2 separate regions of the Homo sapiens genome follow, and region 2 is linked to region 1. A link is an interaction called in ENCODE POLR2A ChIA-PET data of the cell type or tissue named here. Cell type or tissue: K562. All regions are shown on one strand. Links, peaks and the distances in the headings refer to the core of each region. The heading gives the core; the rest is flanking DNA. Region 1 overlaps PCBP1-AS1 (PCBP1 antisense RNA 1). Region 2 holds the start of LOC124906022 (a long non-coding RNA gene).

Region 1 (5,377 bases), core at 160-5,159:
TACTTAAGTCACTATAGTGTCACTTTCTAAAGTAATTTTTATTTTTTTCCAAGACAGGGACTCACTCTGTCACCCAGGCTGGAGTGCAGTGGCACGATCATGGCTCACTGCAGCCTCGAACTCCTAGGCTCAAGGGATCCTCCCACCTCAGCCTCCCAAAGCGCTGGGATTACAGGTATGAGCCACTGCGCCTGGCCTAAAGTAATTTTTAAATGCTGTTGTGGCTGTTGTTTATGATTACTGCCCACTCCTACCTCTCCCCAGTCTCTACTCTTCAGGTTCTAATTGAGACCACACACTCCTCTCCAGTCTCTCTCAAGGAGACTTCTGGCAGGAAGGGAAGAACCAAAATACCACCTCCCCTCCAAGCCTGTCAAAGGTGCCAAATCTAGGGAGTCTCCACTCCCACCTATTGCTTCTACTTTAGAAGTAATTTTTTTCTCTAAATGGAAATCTCCAGCCTATGGAACATTTCCTCTTGGATGTACCTCTAGCTCTTCAAATTCAACTCCAGGAAACAAATCCATCTTCCCCTTCTAGAGGAGTGGCTCCCCTTTCCAGTTAGCCCCATTTCCATCATGATAGGTAACCTTCCAATTTTGGTGTAGATAAACACCTTGGCATAATCAGTGACTTGTTAGTCTGTTCTCAAACTCCTGAGCTCAAGCAATCTGCCTGCCTCAACTTCCTAAAGTGCTGGGATTACAGGCATGAGTCTTGCTCTGTCACTCAGGCTGGGGCACAGTGGCGTGATCTCAGCTGACTGCAACCTCCGCCTCCTGCATTCAGGCCGTTCTCGTGCCTCAGCCTCCTGAGCTACTGCTGGGACTACAGGTGTGCACCACCACTCCTGGCTAATTCATTTTTGTAAAAACCTCCCAAAGTGTTGGGATTACAGGCATGAGGCACTGCGCCTGGCTGAAATAGCCTTTTTCTATATGCTTTGTTAGTCACATTTGAATTTATTCTTCTATGACTTTGGCCCATTTTTTTGTGGTATTTTTTTTCCTATTAACGTGTAAAAGCTCTGTGTACATTAGAGATATGTTGAAAACTGTTTTTAACCAGTTTGTCATGTACTTTTGCTTATGCTGTTACTTTTTTTTAGCTAATTCATCACACATTTTCCTTTATAGTTTCTGCCTTTAGTGCCATACTTCAAAAAAAAAATTATCTTCTAGTACATTTATTACTTTAGTTTTTATGTAAAAACTTGTAATCCATTTAGAATTAATTTTGTTATATGGTGACAGAAATTTTTTTTCTTGTCAGCCAGCTGTCCTGTATCATTTGTCCTAACACTATCCTTTCCTGCTGAAACCTAGGTCTGTTTCTGGATTTTCTAATCTATTGTGAGCTCTCCTCCTTGACAAGAATTCTTCTGCCCAGTTGGACTAGTTTTTCATTTGTCCACAACAGGTTTTGTGAAGGTTGCTGCTTTTATTGTTGCTTTTACCTAGAATATCCTCCTATTTTTCCTCCATAGATCCTTCAATGTAAAACCATTATGCAGATAAGCAGTAAGTGCTACTCAAAACAAGAAATACCTTCAAAAGATGGAAGATAATGGAAAAGTAAACATCAGAGGGTCTACATATTATTCTTTGTGTAGCTAAAGAAATGCATGAAGGCTGGGCAGAGTGGCTCATGCTTGTATTCCCAACACTTTGGGAGGCCAAGAAAGTTGAATTGCTTGAGGCCAGTGGCCTGGGCAACCAGGCTGGGCAACATACCAAGTTCAAGACCAGCCTGGGCAACATACCAAGACCCTGTCACTAAAAGACAAAAAAAATAGTAGCCAGGTGTGGTGGTGATCACCTGTAAGTGCTAGCTACTCAGGAGGCTAAGGTGGGAGGATTGCCTGAGGCCAAGAGTTTGAGGTTACAATGAGCTATGACCACATCATAGCACTTCACTCCAGCCTTGGCAACAGAACAAAACCATGTCTCAAGGGGGAAAAAAAAGCGTATGAAGCTCTTTATTCCCCCTTGGTAGGCTCTGGACACACAGAAGTGAACCCAGAAGTGATTTTAGGAGGAAGAGTTTGAGAGAGTTAAATTGCTTGCAAAATAGAATGACAGAAGTATTTGGAGTTCTAGTGGTAATATGCTAAGGAGAGTTTGCAGAGGAGAGAAAGATAAGATTATAAAAGACCAAGGCCAGCTGGGTGGGGTGGCTTACGCCTGTAATCCCAGCACTTTGGGAAGCCGAGGTGGGCGGATCACCTGAGGTTGGGAGTTCGAGACCAGCCTGACCAACATGGAGAAACCCTGTCTCTACTAAAAATACAAAAATTAGCCAGGCATAGTGGCACATGCCTGTAATCCCAGCTACTTGGGAGGCTGAGGTAGGAGAATCACTTGAACGTGGGAGGCAAAGGTTGCAGTAAGCCGAGATCATGCCATGGCACTCCAGCCGGGGCAACGAAAGCAAAACTCCATCTCAAAAAAAAAAAAAAAACAAAGCCAACATATGTGGGTGATATGAATAATGACAAATCCCTAGTGGAGGGGTGGGCAAAAGTACTCTGAGGAACAGGAATAACCAGTATTAGAATTCAAGTTGCTTACTTTGTTGCAATGTTGAATTCTCTCCATTATCCCAAACCTTTGATAAAGTCTGCAACGCATATAAAGGCTTTAGCTGGGAGTTCTACATCTGTATCATTGTGGATGGAAACAGGGTCAGTGTACTTGATCTAGTAAACCATCCATAATCTAAACAAATTCAATGGAAGCAAGAGCTCAAAATCAGAGCTCCTGGGAATTTGAAGAAATCTGAAGAAGGAATCAGAACAACTTGCTGTAAGTTGAAGAATGACATTTTCAGCCAAAACTTTAAGGAGAAGGATGACTCCAGCTAGCTGATGGGTTATACTAGGATGCTCAATCCTTAGACGTTTAAACCAGATTACATGAGGTTCCACAGTGATTTACACAAACAGCCAGCAGGGGAGGTGCCAATTACTCTGCTTGCACAAGAAACAAACTGAGGATCATATGCCCCACCTCTTCTCCATTCTGCATGCTCCTAAAAAGGTCTTCTGGCCCCTACTGCACCTAAGGGTGGCCTTAGTCAACTCTCAAGTTTTCTTCCAAGGTTCTAGCCCTCAGATGCTTCCTCTCCACGACTTCCATTTTACTTAGAGTCTGAATCTCAGCTTAACCTTTAATTGTTCTTGAATAAGAAAAGAAAGAACCACATCCTAAACATCTTACATTACAACCGGAGACTATTAAATTCCCAGTGGGGGAATAGAAAACAGTAATGCAAAAGCATGTTAACAAATGACGCCAGACAGTGATGCTCCTAAATCAAGGAAATGAGGAGGAGGAGGAGGTTTGGAAAGGGAAAGAGAATGGTGTGATGAACAATATAATTTGGCTTGAGACATGTTGAGTTTAAGGTGCTTAAGAGCTATCCAGGTTACAATGCCAATAGTGTTTGGCTATTATGAGTAAGAAACTCAGAAGAGAGAAAAATCTAGGTGGAGGATGATGGTATTAAAGTACTTGATGTATCAGTGGTAGCTGAACCAATAAATATAGATGGCATCATCTAGAGACAGTATATAGAGGGAGTAGAGACAGTTGGGCATAGTGGCACCCACCTATGTAATCTCAACTACTCAGGGAGGCTGAGACAGGAAGATTGCTTGAGCTCAGAAGTTTGAAGCTGCAGTGAACTGTGATCACACCACCGCACTCTAGCCTGAGTGACAGAGCAAGACTTTGTCTCTTTATTTATTTTTTAAATTTTTATTCATTTATTTTGAGATGGAGTCTTGCTCTGTCACCCAGGCCGGAGTGCAATGGCCTGATCTCAGCTCACTGCAACCTGAGACTTTCCCTAACAGCCTTCCTAAAGCTGTTAACAAGTTTTCCACAGTTATAAGCCAATTAATACTTAGCAAATACCGGCTGGGCACGGTGGCTCACGCCTGTAATCCCAGCACTTTGGGAGGCCGAGGCAGGTGGATCATGAGGTCAAAAGTTCAAGACCAGCCTGGCCAAGATGGTGAAACTTCGTCTTTACTAAAAGTACAAAAATTAGCCGGGCGCAGTGGCAGGCCCCTGTAATCTGACCTACTCGGGAGGCTGAGGCAGGAGAATCACTTGAACCCGGGAGGCAGAGGTTTCAGTGAGCCGAGATCACACCACTGTATTCCAGCCTGGGTGACAGAGTGAGACTCCGACTCAAAACTAAACTAAACTAAACTAAACTAACGTGGCAAATACTTGTAGACTGACCAAATAAACTACAAGCTCTATTTAAGATCTCTGAATGCCCATTTCAAGCCCTCTTCCCACTTCCTATAAGCGAGCTGACTCCCTGGTCTTCAGTTAAAACCATAGTCTTTCAGAAGAAATGGCAAAAATGGACAAATGCCATAGGCTAAGGCCCCAAGGGTGGGGCTTGTCTACGGAGAATGCTGCTTACTGGATGCTCAAAGAACATACCTAAGGACATGGTCCATCCATATTTAAGGTCATGGTCAAAGCTGAGCCTTTCCATCTAGTTTATGATTAGCTAAGCCAACTGAGATCAGCCAACTAATGATCTCACTCACGACAATAAAGACACATACATGAGGGTCTCAAGAGGACCTAGTAATTTCTTCATCAGAAGTCTTAGAGATTTCTTTCAGGTGGTCTTTCCCCAGCTGTGCTGGTTGGGAATGGCATGCAGGGGAAGTAACTGGCTTGCTCTTTGGTTACTAGCTAAGCCAACTTCCATTCCTGGTACGTGGTCACCCACCCAGTCGGATTTAAATGGCGACCCACCTGTAACACCGCCCTGCCCACAGAGCATGAGCTTATCTCCATTCAAGGATTGAAAAAAAAATTATAGTCTGGACTGCCCACAAGATATAGAAGAGAAATTTAATAGGGAAAGGAGAAAATTTATGTCATACTCATTCCATAAAAATGAGCTACATCCCATCTGGCACTGATCCCCATGTGTAACATCAAAATCCTGAACTAGCAGTTAAACTTGAGACTGATGCTGAGATGAATATAGTCCCAGAGTAGAAGGAAGGGTGCTCAGGAGCACTCTAGAGAAATTCTGAGAGGTCCAATCTAGGGAAGAGAGCCTCAGAGAAGCCCTCCTATCTTGTATCCAGAAGCCAGTGACGACCATGGCCGTGATGGCACCATTGCATTTACCACTTCCTGTTTCCATTGGGAAGAAGAGGATTCAAAGTGGAAGAAAGAATGCAGAATTCTTCCTTCCTCCCTATTTTAGAGTTCCACTGCGGATTAGAGCTATCCTTATGCAGACACACAGGAAATAGTGATTACTACCTTCATCTGGAATTTCAGATGAAGGTAATAGTAACATTATCTTCATCTGGAATTACTCTATTTGATGTCCA
Region 2 (5,377 bases), core at 173-5,172, 53 kb after region 1:
AAGATGCAGATTCCTCTGTCCCACCCCAAAACTAATCAGCTGTATTTTTAACAAACACCCCAAAGGAGTCTTAGATTTGAATGCCACTGATTGTCTTCAGTGGAGGAGGAAGATCCCGCTGTGAAGGCCGTAGCACCCTCACGCCCACGTCAGCCAATAGGACTATCCCTGACCTGATGAGAGAAGGAAAACTGCTAGGCAAAGGCAACATTAGAAACAATAGTATGAGAAAATAGAGCCTGAGATGAGGGAAAGAAGAAACAATAGTATCAGACAATAGACCAGTAGGTGCCAAAGTGGGTAGTTCAAACCCCAGGCACTATGGGAGATCACTCATGGCAAAGAGAAGTTCCTGTGGGAGGGGAGTATTATCCACAGTAAATATTCGTTGAGGCTTATTATGTGGTCACGCAGGGTTAGGCAAGCAGTCACTGAAAGGAGCCCAAATTCTGGAGTTAGACTTGCTTTCAAATTTGAGTTCTGCCTCCTATTCATGGCTTTGGACAAATTAATCTCTATAAATGAAGATGTTAAAATTAACACCTTCTGGGCTTGTGAAAATAAAATGAAAGCATGTATATAAAACAGAACAGTGCTTAGAACACAGTAAATTTCAGTGTACTCGATTATAAAAAGCCAAAAGGCCCATTTCTGGGGGCTGAGGGTTGGCCACAAAATCTGGGCAGAGAAGACAGATGATTAAAAGGTAGGAAACAAAGCAATGTGTATTAAATGAGTTGGACTGAGAGGCCAAGACAGGTGGGGAGGGAGGGGGACCTAGTGAAGACCCAGAAGTGGGTACCATGCCTTCTGGGAACAATAAGCACAAATCCAAATCAAGGCAAGAGGGGATATAAGCTTGAACCCTCAAACACCAAGCCAAATAGTCTTTGAAGAATCCCTGAAATGCTGGGTGAAGCAGTTTGAATGCCCTATGAAAAGCAGGTCTTAATACCAAAAATTAGGCCAGGTGCAGTGGCTCATGCCTGTAATACCAACACTGGGAGGCCGAGGTGGGCAGATCACTTGAGCTCAGGAGTTTGAGACCAACCTGGGCAACATGGTGAAACCTCGTCTCTACAAAAAAAAAAAAAAAAGAAAAAAAAATTAGACAAGTGTGGTGGTGTGCACCTGTAGTTCCAGCTACTTGGGAGGCTAAAGTGGGAGGATTGCCCTGCACCTGGGAGGTCGAGGCTGCAGTGGCCTGTGATCATACCAATGCACTCAGCCTGAGCGACAGAGCAAGACCCTGTCTCAAAAAAGAAAAAAGAAAGAAAAGTAGGCCTCAGACTTTCCTGAACCTCCTCCCCACTGCATCTTATACTGGGCAAAGCTGGCAATAATTTGTAAAATAATGATTTAGGCAGCAAGGCATAGGACGAATTGCTACTTGGAAAGATGAAAAGCAAGAATAGCAGTTGGCAAACTACCTCAAGGAAGAAGCAGGTTCTAATATAGGCTGGCAAGTGGTATCAATAGGAATGCAAGGAAAGGAACTAGGCAATGGCAGAGATATTGAAACTGGGTGTGGAGGCCAGAGGAAGATGTAAAAAGGGGGAGCAATGAATTCAGGCACGGTGATAGAAGTATATGCAGACAGAAATAGTCAACAAGTAGCTAGAAATAAGACTGAGGTGAAGTCAAAGCTGCATAGGAACAGAGGTAAATGAGGGGAAGGGACTAGAGATGGAGTTTTGGGGTATTTCGTTGGGTTGAAGGACCTAGTTTTCTTATTCACTGGGTACCCTAGTACCTGTCACCATACCTGACACATAGCAGGGACTCAGTAAATATTTGTAAAGTGTATATGGAAGAGGCAGCCAGTGAGGACAGAAGGAATAGTTGAAGCAGCAGGAGAGAAATCAGGAGAGTGCCCTTGAGAGAAGTCAAGGAGGAACAGTCCAGGGCTGACGGAGTGACAATAATGCTGTAAGGAGGTTATTTAACAGATTTGATTGAGCAGCTACTGTGGGCAAAGTACTCTGAACTACATCGTGCTGTTGTGGTGCGCTTGGAAGATGTCTAGTAGCTGATTATAGTTAAGAGTATGATCTGTGGTAAAGGGAGGAAGAGGAGGTGAAGGAAGCCGTAAAATTACTTAAGGCTAAATTATCACCAGCATTGAATGCCGTAACAAAGGCTTTGAGCGTCATACTGAAAATCGGTGGTCTCCAAACATTTTCTTAAAGTATAGGCCTTCCATAGCAAGTCTTTAGCATATGTCTTTATAACTTGTTTATTTATAAATTATATATGTATGCTAATCCTTATGCTTGTTTATAAGCTATATATAAGCAGAATCCTAAATATTATATACATTATAAACACAAAAGTTAAATATTACCAGTTTAAAAACAAATGAAATCTGAATCAAAGACAATTTTTTTAATTGAAATCTAAACTATTTATTTACTTATTTATTTTTGAGACAAAGTCTCTATTGCCCAGACTGGAGTGCAATGGCATAGTCTTGGCTCACTGCAACCTCTGCCTCCTGGCTTCGAACAATTCTCCTGCCTCAGCCTCCCAAGTAGCTGAGATTACAGGTGCCCACCATTACACCCAGCTAATTTTTGTATTTTTAGTAGAGACACGGTTTCACCATGTTGGCCAGGCTGGTCTTGAACTCCCAACCTCAGGTGATCAACCCACCTTGGCCTCCCAAAGTGCTGGGATTAGAGGTGTGAGCCACCACACCCGGCCTAAATTATTTAATTTATTTTGAGACAAGGTCTAACTCTGTCATCCATGTTGGAGTGCAGTGGCACAGTCACGGCTCACTGCAACCTCAACCTCCCCGACTCAGCTGATCCTCCCACCTCAGCCTCCTGGGTAGCTGGGACTACAGGCATGTGCCAACACGCCCGGCTAATTTTTGTATTTTTTTGTAGAAACAGGGCCTCACTATTTGCCCAGGCTGGTCTCAAACTCCTGGGCTCAAGCAATCCGCCCTTCTTAGCCTCCCAAAGTGCTGGAATTACACATGTGAGCCACCGCCCCTGGCCAAAATCTAAATCTTAATAGTTTTTGTTGTTGTTGTTGTTGTTGTTGTTGTTGTTGTTGTTGTTGTTGTTGAGACTGAGTCTCGCTCTGTCTCCCAGCCTGTAGTGCAGTGGCATGATAGCTCACTGCAACCTCTGCCTCCTGGGTTCAAGCGATTCTCCTGCCTCAGCCTCTTGAGTAGCTGTGATTACAGGTGCGCACCACCACGCCTGGCTAATTTTTTGTATTTTTAGTAGAGATGGGGTTTCACCACGTTGGCCAGGCTGGTCTCAAACTTCTGACCTCAGGTGATCCACCTGTCTCGGCCTCCCAAAGTGCTGGGATTACAGACGTGAACCACCACGCCCAGCCAATCTTAATAGTTTTTTTATCCTTTCTCCCCAGTCCTTTCAGACACCAAAGGAATTCTGGGGAAGACAATTTCACTGGAATGAGTATGTTTGGGGAGCAGAATTTCAGAAGAGTGATGCGGGGAAACCAGTTTGCAGGAGGAGAGGAGGGCATAGTGGGTGAGGAAATGGAGGCAAGGGTGTCCACTGCTCAAATACTTGATGGTGCAAAGGAGGAAAAGAAATAAGTCAAAAAGTTGGCCGGGCGCTGTGGCTCACGCCTGTAATCCCAGCACTTTGGAAGGCGGAGGCAGGCGGATCATGAGGTCAGGAGATCGTAGACCATCCTGGCTAACACGGTGAGACCCCGTCTCTACTAAAAATACAAAAAATTAGCTGGGCGCTGTGGCGGGCCCCTGTAGTCCCAGCTACTTGGGAGGCTGAGGCAGGAGAAGGGCGTGAACCCGGGAGGCGGAGCTTGCAGTGAGCCGAGATAGCGCCACTGCAGTCCGGCCTGGGCAAAAGAGCGAGACTCCGTCTCAAAAAAAAAAAAAAAAAATTAAGTCAAAAAGTTGAGCAGTTGAGCGGGAAAATATTGTTTTGTTTTATTGTTTTTGAAAGGAACCTCACTAACAGGAGATAATAAGGAACCAATAGTAAGCTGAACGTTAAAGATACAGGTAAGAGAAGACTATGGCTCTAGCCATAGTCTGTTGGACTGCTGGAATTTAACTCTGTCCCCTCTTCCATAGGGACTTGCATCTCAGAATTCCTCTCCTTTGTCCTTTCTCTTTGGGGCAGCTTGAGCATGTCCTGTCCTCTTCTGGATGGAGGACTGGAAATTGATGAGGCCCCTATGCAGTTGCTGATTCTTGTCACTGCCCTGTTCCTGCCTCCAGCTGTTAGGCCATAGCCACTGCCATAGTTGGGAAGAGCTGGAACAGGTTGACAAACACCTGTTGTGTCATAGCCATAGTATTTGTATCATGTGTTTAGAAGGCTGGTCTCCCCCGGTCCCCAATCCCCTCCCTTGCCCCACTCAAATATAGACACACACACATGCACACACGTACATGACCACCACGAGCTCTCCTCCAGCCAGTAGTTTGGACAGTGAATCACCACTCTTGGGTTCACCCCTAGAGCAGCTACTTACTCCCTGTGACCTGAAAAGTAAGCAGTATTTACCAAGAGCTTCAGGTTTGTGAGTTGAACCCACCTCACCCCTTGCTACTCTTGGCTACCCCAAGTGGTGAACCACATACTGTCCAGCATCCCTGGGCCTGCCACCTCCTGCCAGTGAGACAGCGCCCAGTCAGACATACAAATAGGCAGTCACAGCAAGAGAAGCCTTCCACTACCAAGTCCTCTGCTCACCTCACCTAGCCTGGCCACCTGAGGGGCCTTCCTAAAATTCAGATCTAAACACATGTGTCCCCCGATCAAAGGCCTTCAAGTCCCACCTCACCCCCATGGTCTATGAAAGAAAACCCAAACTGTTCAGCACAGTTTTCCAGGCCCTTGAACATCTGTTCCCCACCAGCCTCACCAGTGCAAGGCCTAACAAGTCTCCTGCCACTACCTTCAGCCTTCCATACAAAATAACTGGCAGTCCCCCCAAAGTCATTCTGTGTGGGCATCCTTGCCTGTGGGACATCATTGTTTCTTCACTCTTCTGATCCTGGCTGTGCTCTTCTTCCTTACCTCCCTGGGGTTCTGGGGTTCCTGTTCTTTGAGCATCAACATTCTGCAAGGAAAATCACACTGTGCTGAGAATTGGGAGACCTGAGTTCTAGTCCTGGCTCTGGCATCAGCTCACTGGGAGAGCTTGGACAAATTCCTCCCTCTTTCTGGGTCTTAGTCCTCCATCTGAGAAGACGGGATAAGTTCAGACCCATGATTCTCTGGCTGCCTTGGAAAATAAGGCTTCCTTTGTGGGCACCCATCCCAGCTTCTGCCTCCTGCCACAGGGCTGACTTCTGACACACAGGCCTTCTGTAAATACTCTAACAGAGAAAAGCGGAAGTTGACAAAAAACTGGCAGC

The links. Peaks named below come from ENCODE experiments on the same cell type or tissue, not always from the same donor. Only the 100,000 strongest peaks of a DNase experiment are listed, where the experiment ranks them.
Region 2: POLR2A ChIA-PET joins it to region 1 with 6 read pairs; 12 of 35 experiments call an interaction of 5 or more read pairs at or near these places.

Annotation. Positions count from the first base shown.
Region 1 is chr2:70,036,636-70,042,012 of GRCh38, forward strand. All of the region lies in intron 6 of PCBP1-AS1 (PCBP1 antisense RNA 1), which reads right to left. It also overlaps a transcript of ASPRV1 not described here. Among named protein-coding and RNA genes, the nearest start is that of PCBP1-AS1, 48 kb to the right of the region's middle. In K562, for the core only: no CTCF peak of the experiment used is centred there; no DNase peak of the experiment used is centred there.
Region 2 is chr2:70,089,981-70,095,357 of GRCh38, forward strand. It overlaps LOC124906022 (a long non-coding RNA gene), which reads right to left and starts at 5,340. Exons shown (of 2, transcript XR_007086868.1): 1 at 4,406-5,340; 2 at 3,913-4,267. RefSeq lists an enhancer at 5,233-5,377. In K562, for the core only: no CTCF peak of the experiment used is centred there; no DNase peak of the experiment used is centred there; H3K4me3 peaks cover 373 bases.